2 separate regions of the Homo sapiens genome follow, and region 2 is linked to region 1. A link is a contact called in ENCODE Hi-C data. All regions are on one chromosome and are shown on one strand. The core of a region is the stretch at or near the end of the contact, and the rest is flanking DNA. Distances in the headings are between cores, read along the strand shown. Region 1 holds the start of FAM174A (family with sequence similarity 174 member A). Region 2 holds the start of PAM (peptidylglycine alpha-amidating monooxygenase).

Region 1 (6,919 bases), core at 1,638-4,137:
ACTGTCACACATAGTTTGAAAATGGGAGCCAAAATGAGCATTCACCAAGATAATGAAGAAAACCATAATCTGGAAGCAAAAAGTATGAGTTCGGAACACTGCCCAGACATTGTTAGCATCATTCAAGCTTTGGATGCCAGGCAGCCAACTAAATGTAGGACTTGGACTGCATGAATATGTTAGATGCTGGTTAAAGAATGCACTTTTTATTAGCCATAGTTCAGAATTTGGCTGTTAACACACATCATGTTACCAAGTCATCCAATAGGATCATATTGGAAGGACTGTATCTGTCCAAGTTTTACAACATTAATGACAGAAAATCAATGGTAATAAATATGTGTATTTAAAATAATTAAAAAGGTGGAAGCAAAAGGAAAAAAACAAGGAAGGAATATTCCCCCCAAATTATCATTATACTTATCATTTTTATGTATAAGAGATACAACATTCAAGGGGCCATGCATTTTTATAGGAACTATGTACAGACAGCAGTAAATAACAGTTATATAGTGAGGAAAATAATTTGTTTCAATATTCTTTTAATCTTTCTTTATATTAAGAAGAAAGTCTCAGTTTGGTGGTAATATGCTTTTAACACTTAGAGTGTGAGTGCAGATTTGCTAGCCTTTGTGAACCAACAATATCTAGCTCAAATAATATTTCTTACAGCTGTGGTTCTCAAATATTGCTTACGCCTGCTGTTTTGGATTTCTTTACATTCTTAAAATTGTTCAGGAACCCAAAATAACTTATATTTATGTGAATTACACATATCAACTTTACCATATTAATTAAACTTGAGAAAACCTATACTTATCAACTGATTTAAAATAATAGTAAACACATTACAAGTTAACATAACTTTTATGAAAAACAACTATATTTTCAAAAAAGAAAAAAACGTAAAAAGAATGACATTTAGATTCTTATTTCCAATTCCCTTTAATATCTGGCTTAAGGTGATAGGAGTAGATAAAAAATAGAAACAAAAAATAGGAAATGGATAGATTTTTATATTTACTTCTGCATTAAATCCTTTGCAATGTGTTGTTTGGTTGAAGCATACAAAGTAATTCCATCTTCGCACAGATATAAACTTGGAATGGAAAGAAACATTTTAATAGCCTTTTTATATATGAGTGGTTATTCCTTTATGATACTACTACACCAAAACTTGACAAGCAGTTTCTTAAAGATTAGTTGCAATGTGGAATCTGAAACAATATCAATGAACTACTTGTACCCTATAAGCCTGTAACAGAATGTATTATTTTGAAAATAGTTTTAATACTGTAGATGCCCTGAAGAGGTCTAAGTGAAACTCCCACCTGTGTGGTTCCCTGGCCCACATGTCAAGAACCACTGGCTTACACTATTTTTTAACTAGCCAAGTGATGTTGGTTTTCCATTCATGATAATAACGACTTGTTTAAAAGGAAACTTTTGCTTTAAATAATCAGTTTAAAGAAATATGTTAAATTACAATACAGAGGGTATTTATGGGAAAAACGTGAATTTTGAAAACAATAAACAAACATAAGCTGCAAACCTACCCTCTACACTTATTTTATAATGAAATAAACTGCTAGACAGCTTTCCCTCACCTTATCTCTTTGCTGGCTTCTCCTAATGGTGAGGTCTTGGCTCTGTATGTCAACTCTTCAGGAAGGTGATTCTCTGCCACTTAGGTGGCAGATTAAAGGGCAATACTAGGAAACACTGATAGTAAGGAAGAACTTTTCTTCTCCTGAATTTTATAAAAATAAAATATCCATAAGGCACCTCTATATTACTATTAATCCACTCAAATATATATTGATTTCCTATTAAGTGGCAGCATTGTACAAATAATTTGTAAGACTCACAAACCTACTAAATAGATATCCTGTCTTTAAAGAGTTTGCATTCTGATTGGCAAAATTTTGACCAGTTAGGTATACAAAAATTTAGACTAGAAAGGTAGAAGTATTACAAGACAGAGTAGTCAAAATTCTAGGGAATAAAGATTATCCTCACTTCAGAGAAAGGGTGCCCTTTGAGGCTGACGTGGGTTGTAGGTCAGATGAAGAGATTTGGAGGTAGGGCACTCATTTATAAACAAAAGGCAGCAATTAGTTATAGGTTTAAATTGCTCCAAAGGTAACAGGCCTTTAAGAAAGTCAATATCATATTCTTAAGCAGGAGTCCCTGATGCTGGGGAAGGGGGAAAGGGTCACAGAAGTCAGCCTTGCTGGAGATCACCGGCCTGCGTATCTCAGGCCCACGGGGGTGCCCCACCGAGGCTTTGCCTCACCTGACCGTCCTGACCACGAAGTACACCAGCACCGCGCCGCTCACCACCATCAACACGGTCAGGGCCCGCTGGGTCATGGGCTTGTCGCCAGGGTTGGGGCTCACAGCAAGGCCGCCACCCACCGAGCCTTCCCCGGCCTTCCCTCCGTGATCGTCCGTCTCAAGCCCGGCCACAGGGTTGCTGCCATTGCCTCCCTCGGAGCCCCGCGGCCCCGCAGCTTCAGCCAGACCACGGCCCGGCTGCTGGGCAGGGGTAGGGCCCGGTGGCAGCGGCGGTAATGTCCGTGGTCTAGGGTCAGGAGGCCCAAGACCTGGCGCGGCCTCGGCTGCCTGCAGCAGGACTGCCAGGGGCCCGCTTAGTTCAGGCAGCAACAGCAGGAGGAGGACGGAAGCCAAGAGGTGGCTGAGACAGCAGCAGCACTGCGAGGCCTTCATCGTTCCCGGACCGCTCTCTCACCACCCGGGAGCCGCCAGGCCCGCCACGCTGGCTCCAAGAGGGACCATAGGCGCGGTGGAGAATGAAGCAGAGGTGACCAAACGCCAGGGAGAGGCCCGGTCGTGGCAGGTGGCAGAAGCTACAGCAGTGGCAGCTGCCCGGAGAACCGGAAGTTCGTACATCTCAGCGGCCACTGCTGCTAAGGACGCCTTCGGTTGCTAACTTGTAGGGGCGGATGCACTTGGTGACGTCAGAGGCCTAGCGCCCAGTGCGCACGCGCACTTGTGTAAAAAGCGAGGACGTGACCGTTTTGGAAGCATTGTTCTTTTCACTGTTAGTGAGGAGCGGTCAAGGATGCGTATTAAGAAAGTAAGTAGACAAAAAGAGATTGTGTAAAATGTACAGCAACTCTCTCATGCAGGAACCCTGAGAGATTGGAAACTCATAATCTGAATTCATTGGTGTCAAACTGCAATAACACATTTAATCTGTAAGCCAGAAGGGCTTAGTTTTCCTTAGCTTCATTACAAGCTTTAAGCAGGCTTTTTTTCCTGCCTATGGGTCCCTGACCTCCCTTTCTAAAGAGCATTTGCTTGTAATGAGTTCATGTCCTTTGTAGGCACATGGATGAAGCTGGAAACCATCATTCTGAGCAAACTATTAGAAGGACAGAAAACCAAACACTGCATGTTCTCACTCATAGGTGGGAATTGAACAATGAGAACACTTGGACACGGGATGGGGAACATCACACACCGGGGCCTGTCGTGGGGTAGGGGGGAGGGATAGCATTAGGGGATATACCTAATGTAAATGACGAGTTAATGGGTGCAGCACAGCAACATGGCACATGTATACATATGTAACAAACCTGCACGTTGTGCACATATACCCTAGAACTTAAAGTATATTAAAAAAAATTACTTTAGAAAACTTTACCATTGTAAGTTATTTCTCTTCCCTTTTCAGATGTAAATATTTTTTAAAGCTTCTGGCCAGTTATATAATTGAAAACTATCTCAAGGGTATGGAAAGCCATCATGCCTTTGAAATATAATCAGCAAGGAAGGTAGTGGGCCATCTCTTATTTTGTGTGAGAGGAAAGGAACCTAACTGTTGTAGGCTTCTCGCTTCAAGTTGTAAAACCACCTCCTGTCATGGAGGAGAAAATTTACTTTTCCTTTGGGTAAAGTCAATCAGCAAACTCAGGTGGCCGGTGATCTTCCCAAAATAGCTCTTAATAACTCTCCACTCCTTTTTTTCTTTTAGAGGAGTTGAGATTAGAAGAGTTTTATCCCCTTTCCCAACAGCAGTAGTCTTCAATAATGTCTTCCTTGCCTGTTTGACTTCAGTAATATGGAACTTCAATTTGTGCAGATAACTAGAAGTGGCCGCATGATGTACCTCTCACCAATGAGATGCCTGTCAAGGGTATACGTGGGTCTTTTGAGTAAGTTATTGTTTTCATTGCTAAAAGAGAGACAGATACAGGTAGATATATACAGAGAGAGAGCCAGAAACACACACACATGCATACACACACCTACCTCTCTCATTATTCCTTTCCCCCTTTCACTTGCCTGCCCTCTCTGCACAGAAAGTTCTGGCCCTAACCTTGAAAAGAATATGACCCAGCTAGTCCTCTGATCCTAGTAGACTGTGGGATATCTGGCGTAAACTATGACTAAACCTATAGCCTGGCACCAAATGCAGCCAAGGTTAGCTTAAGTTAGTCAACCCCAGCTTGACCAAAGAAGTGAAAAATAAATGCTTATTTGCTGTATGCCACTGATATTTCTATGGTTATTGATTATGCCACATTATTCTAGCAATAGTTGATTAAGAAGCTAGAATCAAATCATGGTATTAATTAGGAGAATATAATAATGTGGCAGTAACCTGATACAAATTTCTCATTCTGAGATTTTTTCCCCTTATTTATGTATTTTTTTTTTATATCCTGTGCTTGGTACAACTTGTTTGCAAGCCAATTGATAACAAGTAAATGAACAAGTATATTAAAATTAAGAGAAAAATTCATAAACAACTAATTTTACTTAGTTTGAAAGATTGTATTTCACATAGATATTTGTGCTCAAAATTGTAACTTTCTATTGCACAAACAAAACACAGTATCTTCTCCTAGGAAAATTTTTGTTCATTCCCATGACAGATTTCAAGATGTCATTATATAATGATGTTTTACAAACAATATGGTATTCTAAAAAGAGCACAGTAACTTCCAGGTATGTTGCCTGCTTAAGATCACTTTTGTTGAGAATTGAGTATCTCTGAAAAATCTGATTTTGTTTTTGTTGTTGTTGTTTAGTTAGTTGGTTGCTATATCAGGAGAGATCTGTACTTAAAAAGTTTATCCTGGCAGTAATATAGCCATTTTAAGTGAAGGTAGAAAGTGCTGGGCACCAAGCAGGTTAGTATATAGTCCTAGGGCTATAGAGGCCTGTAGGATTGGATTAATGGGAAAAAAGTTAGGGAAATGGACAGGATATGACAATATCTGGATGCAGGTAGTAAGGGAAAGGAAAGAGATTCTTAAATTTCAGTGTACATGAAAATCACTCTGAGAGCTTGTTAAAAATGCATATATAGTCCATGTCTCCACTTCCAAAAATTCTGTCCAGAATTTCTAAAATAGTGATCTAGAATCTCCAATTTTAACAAATTCCCTTTCTTATTCTGTTTTGGGTAATTGAGAGCTGCATTTTGAGAAACATTAGAACATAGCTTTCCTAATCATTTGGAAACAATAGTTTGATTCTAAGATTTCAGAATCATTTAGCTCTTTGCATGTCCCAGTTATTGCCAAGGACTGCTGCAGATGGGAATTTGGGGTAACAAATGATACCAAGGTTTTATGCCTGCACATCTGGGAGAATGATAATGCCATTAATCAAGATGAAGAACATGACAAAATCAGATTTTGGAAGGAAGGAAAGATAATGCACATTTTCTTTTTTGTCATTCCTTTTTTTTTTTTTGACAAGTTGAATGTTGGACTTTTTTGGGAGGAGGCATTAAATACTAACTCTATTCTATTTTTTGGGAGAGGCATTAAATACTAACTCTATTCCATTTATAATGTGGAATGAAGTTCTGAGTAAGGAAGATGGGAAATCAAAAGGGCATTTTATTACTGATAAATGCCATTTGGAAGCTGACACTAGGGTGTACCACAAATGGGCTTCTTTACACTGAAACTCAACATTAAGATGCCTAATCCTTGCAGTTCTGCCAGCCAGAAGCAACTGCCTTACCCTGCTCCCTGAAAGCAGCTAAGAGACAAACTATCCTGTCCACTCTACCTAAAACAGCAGTTTACAAAATTTGTAGTATAGATCTTGTATGTTTCATTTATAACACACACTTAAGATTCCAAAATTAGTGTGATTATTTTTACCACTTGAACCTAAGTTCTATGAAGCAAGGGTCAATCTCATTTATTCACTACTCAATACTCAGAATTTAGCACAGTGCTAAAAAAGAGTATATCAAAAAAGACAAAGGTGGGCATTACATGATGGTGAAGAGTTTAACAGGAAGAGCTAACTATGCTAAATATATAAGCACCCAATACAGGAGGAGCTAGATTCACAAAGCAAGTTCTTAGAGACCTACATAGAGACTTAGAATCCCACACAATAGTAGTGGGAGAATTTAACACCCCATTGACAATATTAGACAGATCATCAAGACGTAAAATTAACAAAGATATTAAGGACCTGAACTCAGCTCTGAATCAAGTGGACCTGATAGATATCTACAGAGTTCTCCATCCCAAAACAACAGAGCATAACATTCTTCTCATTGCCACATGACACTTACTCTAAAATTGATCAAATAATCAGAAGTAAAACACTCCTCAGCAAATGCAAAGGAACTTAAATCATAACAGTCTATCAGACCACAGTGCATTCAAGTTAGAACTCAAGATTAAGAAATTCGCTCAAAACCACACAACTACATGGAAATTAAACAAACTGCTCCTGAATGACTCTTGGGGAAATAGTGAAATTAAAGCTACAATCAAGAAGTTATTTGAAACTAAAGAGAACAAAGAGACAACATACCAGAATCTCTGGGACTCAGCTAAAGCAGTGTTAAGAGGGAACTTCATAGCACTAAATGAACACATCAGAAAGCTAGAAAGATCTCAAGTTAACAACCTAA
Region 2 (6,919 bases), core at 2,312-4,811, 2.2 Mb before region 1:
GGACCACTGAAATTCCATTCCTTCCCCCCTCCCCCTACCCTGGAGAAACTAAAATAACTACTTGAGTCATAGAGCAATAGCTGTATACTGGCAATGTGCTAAGAACCACACATGGATTAGCTCATTTAATGCTGACAACAGTCCTTTCAGGTTAGTATTTCATTATTCCCATTTTGGAGAGGTAAACATTCAACCCCAGATAAAATGAAGGCCTTATTCTCCACAACACAGTAAATTGTAGGGATACATGATGACTGAAATTTCTGCCAGGATACCTGAGAGCACATGACACCAACAGCAGCTTTATTCACAGCCCATCTTTTGAGCTATTTGTATGTGGTTTTAATAATTAGCTTTCGCATTCAAATGGTAAAGAAAGTTCTTATACACACAAGAAGCATTTATGGCTATTATACCAGATGACACGGCTTCCAGGGCAGTAAGAAGGATCTTTAATCTCATTTCACAAATAGAAAAACAAAGGTATGGAACAATAAAGCCAAGTGTAAAGTTAACATTATGTCCCTCAGGCTGCCCCTCAGCCTGCCATGCCTTAATGTGAGAGTCCAATCAAAGCCTCAAAGCCCAGTATGTAAAGCCTAATAAATTCTGCACATAGCAGATAGATAAATTCTTCCTAGGAGGAGGAAAAGAATCAGAGATGTCACTGAGTCACACAAAATACAACCTAGACAGAAAGTCAAGATCCCTGGTCAATCTTTTCCAGGTGGAATTCTTGCTCATTCTTTGCCCCAAGAAAAAAAAAAAAAAAAAAAAAAAAAAAAAAAAAAACAAAATTCTAAGTCTTTTTTTTTTTTTTTTTTGAGACAGGGCCTCTCTCTGTGGCCCAAGTTGGAGTGTGGTGGCATGATCACAGCTCACTATAGCCTCAACCTCCCAGTTTCAAGAGATCCTCCCTCCTCAGCCTCTTGAGTAGCTGGGACTACCGGCGTGCACCACCACACCTGGCTTTTTTTTTCTTTTAATATTTTTTGTAGAGAGAAGGTCTCACTATGTTGCTGGTTTCAAACTCCTGAACTCAAGCAATACTCCCGCCTCAGCCTCTCAAAGTGTTGGGATTACAGGCATGAGCCACCACACTCAGTCTCACCAAGTCTCGTAACTTTTAAAGTCAAATTTCCAGAGTCACTTCAGGACCCACCAGGCCTTAAGGTCCAGCTTATTAAAAATCTTACATTAAATCTCTGTATATTTTTTCTAGGCATTATAATTTCCTTCCTCAAGGAGTTGAGAAAAAAACTGTATGTGGGAACCACAACATACAGTTGAAGGAAGTTAGAATTAAAATTTCTATAGCTTTTAACATTTGATTAGCACATCATACATGTGTAGAATGTTTTCCTAAGCTTTCATTCTAAAAACACAGAATTCATTTTATTTCCAAGTGCACCTTGATGAAGTAGGAGCACATGGCATTTTATTTTAGAAAGCAATGTCTTAACAAACTTGTTATTTCTTCCAATTATGCAAACTCACCAAATGATTTTTTATCTATTTATTTATTTAGTTTTATCTTTTTTTGAGAGAGTCTCACTCTGTCACCAGGGCTGGAGTGTGTGGAGTGATCTCAGCTCACTGAAACCTCCACCTCCCAGGTTCAAGCGATTCTCCTGCCTCAGTCTCCCAAGTAGCTGGGATTACAGGTGCCTGCCACTATGCCCAAGTAATTTTTTGTATTTTTAGTAGAGATGGGATTTCACCATGTCGGCCAGGCTGGTACGGAACTTCTGACCTTGTGATTTGCCCGCCTCGGCCTCCCAAAGTGCTGGGATTACAGGCGTGAGCCACCGCAGCCGGCCAAATGATGATCTTAAAGGGCCTTTGATAATGCATTCTTGACCTCATTCTACTTGCCATGTATAGTCATTAGAAGACTGTTCATATAAAAATATGAAATAAAACTACATAGTCTTTAAGTTACCTTGGAAGGCCCTTCAGGACAAGGAACATACTCTATATCTTTATATCTTTAAAGCATATAGCAGAGTGCATCGCGGAATGAAAATGCCTATTAAGTCAGGAATGCAGGAACGACAGGGCTTACCATTTAATATCAATTCTAAAGCTGATTATTTATTTTTGAGACAGGGTCTTGCTCTGTCACCGAGGCTGGAGTGCAGTGGTATAAACACAGTTCACTGCAGCCCTGACTTCCTGTAAAGCTGATTTTTTAGGCCATTTACTTGCTTTATAAAGTAACTAGAATGGCATGAACTATGCTTTTTTGTGCCTGTGATTATAAACTGAAAATTTACAAACAATATGTCACATGTTATTTGAGCTAAATGTCTGATTTTACTAAAATGAAAGTATCCTTCCTGGATTATTAGAATTAGCAGTAAATTTAAGTTTGCACCTAGAAGAGAAAAGCGATTGTAAAGAATGTAAAACATCTGAAGCAAACAAAGTCCAATAAGATCTTCCTTCTACTTGAATTTCTATGACCACAAAGGCACAGGATGTAAGGTCCATAGCTTTGTACACAGGGATTGGTGGGGACGACACGATTTCAACTCTGAACCCCAATGACCAGCTCCAGGAACACATGCCTTTTAGCCCCGCAAAGCTACTGACCAAATCACCCAGAGAGATAATCACATCTCAGCCAAAGGACCTGAACTCAGACGATCAGAACACAGGACCTGCCATCAGGCAGCTGCACGAGACAAGAGACCGTGCTCAAAATCACGTAATACCCTAAGTCATCCCAAGGGAGCCCCACAACTACCCTCAGCGGCAGGCAGAGCTGACGCATATTTTGCAGATGACAACATACAGGTTCCGATGGGGCGGGTCCCAAGGCCACAGAGCTGGGAAGGTGACTGAACCTAGACTTAACTAGTATCCCAAGTGGTGGATACTTCCCATTCTGCCTTGGAGATCGCCCTTCGCCCGCGTATTACATTCGGAGGCTGGCAAAACGGCAGGAAGAGAGCAAAGCTGGGCAAGGACGGGAAAGAAAGAGGGGAAGGAATTTCCACTGCTTCCCGGCACTCGCCCCCACTCCACACCCCAGGTTGCTACTCCGCGGCGGCCTCTACTTCCCCAAACTAGACTGAAGGGCGGGCGGAGAACCGAGGAGGCTTTCTAGGCGTCACGGAGAGTTCTCCAAGTTGGGGGCAGAAAAGGCGAATGAACAAATTGTACCCCCTAGGGAGAGGGCACAAGGAGAAGTGCGGAGGTGAGAAGGACCGGAGGGGAGGACGACCCCTCACAAACTGGCCAGGGACTTAATAATGGTGATGAAGGGTCGTGAGAGAGGTTTGGGAAATGCGAGAATAGCTCAGTCCCCAAAATCCTCCCTGGCCGCATCGCTGGATCCCCGCCCCATCCCCCCACCCCCGACCCGGGCAGCCCGGGAGAAAAAGCAACAACCTCCTGGGGCACCAGGAATTGGTGGCAGCAGGATCCCGAGCCCAGGCCCCCTTCCGCGCCCCCACCCTCACCCTTGCCCTGACCGCCTCGCAGTGGCGGCAGCAGCGGCAACAACACCAACCTGCGCGACCACGGGCTCTGTCCGGGACGGAAGCCGGAGCCTGCGGGCGGCGGAGCGGCGGGCGGAGTTAGTTGGAGGCTCCGGCTCCCTGGGCGGGGACAGGCTGAGCACGCGGAGGCAGCGGCGGTGGCGGGGGCTCCCTCTCCTCGGCGTGCGCCGGGCCCAGCCGGGTCCGCCGCTCGCCCTCGACTCCTGGGGCAGGTCTCAGTCCCTCCCCGGGGGCGGCTCCCGGGCCAGCCCCGCGCTCGCCTCCTCCACGCCGGCGGCCTCTGCTCCGCCCTGCCTCTTTGGGCGCAGGGGGCGCGGAGCTTGGGAAGTGGAGCCCTGGCGAGTCCCCAGCGATTGCGCGCAGCTTCCCGGGGTTTCCCTGCGGGGGTCGCGTGTGCTGGGTGTCTGAACTCACGCGCGGGCCAGAGGTAGCCAAGAGCTGGAACTCTTGCCCAAGTGCCCCGGGGAAGGGAGTGAAGGCCCGGCCTGAAAGTCTCTGACCCTCCCGAGTCTCGTGTCCCTAGAAGCAGCCTTGCGAGGTGGCCACGCCAGCTGCCCTGAGAGAAGCAGAGGAAAATGTCCGACTCTCCCTCCGCCCAGCTTCGCGCCAGAAGAACGTTTCCCGAGAGAAGGAAGGACCCATTGACCCCCAGCCCTTGCTCCAGCCTGGAGACCTGGCTGAGTGCATGGAACTGGAAGGATGGCAGAGTACCGGGGCTGAAAGCCTGGGAAATGTGCTATTTCTATTCACACCACCCCCTTGCCCGGCCCCTGGATTCAGGCCACCTCGCTCAGGTCTGCGCAGTGCTTCCCAGTTCACACCTCCGACCCGAGGAGGGAGGTCGGTATCCCTTTCTTAGCCTGGCTTCCCGCCTCCATCTGCATCCCTTTCTGCTAAACCTTTTTAACCCGCAGAGTGCCCAGCGCGCACACACCGATCACTTCGCCCCTAAACTGCGGGCAGGGAACTCTGGAGCCACCCACATCCCCAGCCTCACCCCAAAGCAAGAGAAAGCAGGGAGCCGCGCGTGGGGTGGTGGGGGCGGGGCTGGAGAGTTCCAGTAGGAAGGTTTTATACCCAAGAGGCTTGATGATGTGCAGTACTGACCCCACACACAAATTGATATGCGTTTAATTGAAGGCAGGTATTTGCCACTGTCTCTCCCTGTCTGCAGGTAACCGCTTGAGTGCGTTCACCTCGCCTCTTCCATCCCCAGCGCCAGCCCAGCCCCCTCTCTTTCTCCCAGAGTCCCATCCTCCTCTCCCTCACCTCTCCCATCCCAGCTCCCTGCAGCGCGGGTCCCGAGCTGCTCCAGATCCCCAGCACCCAGCTCTGGTCTTTCCAGACAACTCCTCCCCTTCAGAATCTGGTGTGGTAGCAGGGAGGTTGTGAGAAGGGACACTGAGGAAGATAAAGAAGGAGAAGCCAGTGGACTGGGAAGAAGGTAGGAAAGTGCGAACCGAAGGGGTACACCGGAGAGGAGCTATGGGAAATGAGGCAAAGCCTTCAGGCTATAGGGGGATTCCCAGAAAGAAAATCATTTTCTCCATAGGGAAACTACCGATGCTCGCTGTAGACCAGTTGGAAAATCTGTTGTACACCCTCCCAACAGAATTCCTAGTGAGCAGTGGCCAGACTGGTCAGGGCCTAGAGCATGTGTCCAGGAACTCCATCCACTTCCCAACCCAAATTCCAAGGCAGGCGGATGACCCTCATTTTGGAAACTTGATTCTGAGAAGGTGCGAGAAGACACCGAGCTGAGTCTGTTTACGGATCCCGGGCTGTTCTTCATCTTTAGGCATCTCCTAAGTCACTTTATCTCTTCCTCCTGGTCTGGGTTGTTAAGGAAAGCAAGCACTTGAGACCCTCCCTCAAATACGTCTCTCCTCTGTGTGTGTGTGTGTGTGTGTGTCACAGAGAGAAAGTTTGTGGTGTGAGAGAGAGAAGAAAATGTGGAGGGGCAGGAGTTCTAGGCTATGGTGTTTTGTTTCTCTTTGTTTTCTTTCTTCAATTCAGTACATTTTTGTGCCAAGATGATTTTCTTGTTCAGTGGTGACTATATTTTTGCCTTAAATGTGGGAGAGTAGTTGGGACAACACTTCTAAATGTAACCTGACGGTAACCTCTCACACCCTCAAGGTCCTGGTGTGTCTGGAATTGGTGAGTTCTTGGTCTCACTGACTTCAAGAATGAAGCCGCGGACCCTCTCTGTGAGTGTTACAGTTCTTAAAGGCAGCATGTCTGGAGTTTGTTCCTTCTGATGTTTGGATGTGTTTGGAGTTTCTTCCTTCTGGTGGGTTCGTGGTCTCACTGGCTCAGGAGTGAAGCTGCAGACCTTCGTGGTGAGTGTTACAGCTCATAAAGGCAGTGTGGACCCAAAAAGTGAGCAGCAGCAAGATTTATTGCAAAGAGCAAAAGAGCAAAGCTTCTCCAGTGTAGAAAGGGACCCCAGCGAGTTGCTACTGGGGCAGCCTGCTTTTAGTCCCTTATCTGGCCCCACGCACATCCTGCTGATTGGTCCATTTTACAGAGAGCTGATTGGTCTGTTTTACAGAGAGCTGATTGGTCCGTTTTGACAGGGTGCTGATTGGTGCGTTTACAATCCCTGAGTTAGACACAAAAGTTCTCCAAGTCCCACTAGATTAGCTAGATACAGAGTGCTGATTAGTGTATTCACAATCTCTTAGCTAGACATAAAGGTTCTCCAAGTCCCCACCAGATCAGCTAGATACAGAGTACTGATTGGTGGATTTACAAACCTTGAGCTAGACACAGGGTGCTGATTGATGCATTTACAAACCTTGAGCTAGACACAGAGTGCTGATTGGTGTATTCACAATCCCTTAGCTAGACATAAAGATTCTCCAGGTCCCCACCAGATTAGCTAGATACAGAGTGCTGATTGGTGCATCCACAAACCCTGAGCTAGACACAGAGTGCTGATGGAGCAGGGGGCAGCGCTAGTCTAGGAGGCTTGGGGAGGTTCGGTAGCGCAGGAGCCCACAGCCTTGGGGGAGGCTCAGGCATGGCGGGCTGCAGGTCCCGAGCCCTGCCCCGCAGGGAGGTAGCTAAGGCCCAGCGAGAAATCGAGTGCAGTGCCAGTGGGCCAGCACTGCTGGGGGACCAGGCGCACCCTCCGCAGCTGCTGGCCCGGGTGCTAAGCCCCTCACTGCCCTGGCGGGCGAGGCCGGCCGGCCACTCCGAGTGTGGGCCCGCCAAGCCCACGCCCACCCGGAACTCTAGCTGGCCTGCAAGCGCCCTGCTCAGCCCTGGTTCCCGCCCTCGCCTCTCCCTCCACACCTCCCTGCAAGCTGAGGGAGCCGGCTCCGACCTCCGCCATTGCAGGAAGGGGCTCCCACAGTGCAGCGGCGGGCTGAAGGGCTCCTCAAGCGCGGCCAGAGTGGGCGCCAAGG

The links. Hi-C counts contacts between places; a loop is a spot of excess contacts on that map. Pooled maps may share reads with other maps.
Region 2: a map of naive thymus-derived CD4-positive, alpha-beta T cell shows a loop between it and region 1 (17-fold over the local background). The contact joins the promoter of PAM here to the promoter of FAM174A in region 1. A Hi-C loop is called at or near these places in 1 of 168 maps with a recorded cell type or tissue (naive thymus-derived CD4-positive, alpha-beta T cell), 1 of 37 single-sample maps with no recorded cell type and 8 of 50 pooled maps.

The regions. Positions count from the first base shown.
Region 1 is chr5:100,531,342-100,538,260 of GRCh38, reverse strand. FAM174A (family with sequence similarity 174 member A) reads right to left here and starts at 2,887. Exons shown (of 3, transcript NM_198507.3): 1 at 2,297-2,887. The coding sequence starts at 2,730. It overlaps FAM174A-DT (FAM174A divergent transcript), which reads left to right and starts at 3,018. Exons shown (of 5, transcript NR_172939.1): 1 at 3,018-3,100; 2 at 4,109-4,181. RefSeq lists an enhancer at 2,629-2,928.
Region 2 is chr5:102,751,947-102,758,865 of GRCh38, reverse strand. It overlaps PAM (peptidylglycine alpha-amidating monooxygenase), which reads right to left and starts at 3,561. Exons shown (of 26, transcript NM_001177306.2): 1 at 3,518-3,561. RefSeq lists enhancers at 2,838-2,927, 2,499-2,999, 4,007-4,532 and a silencer at 3,318-3,867.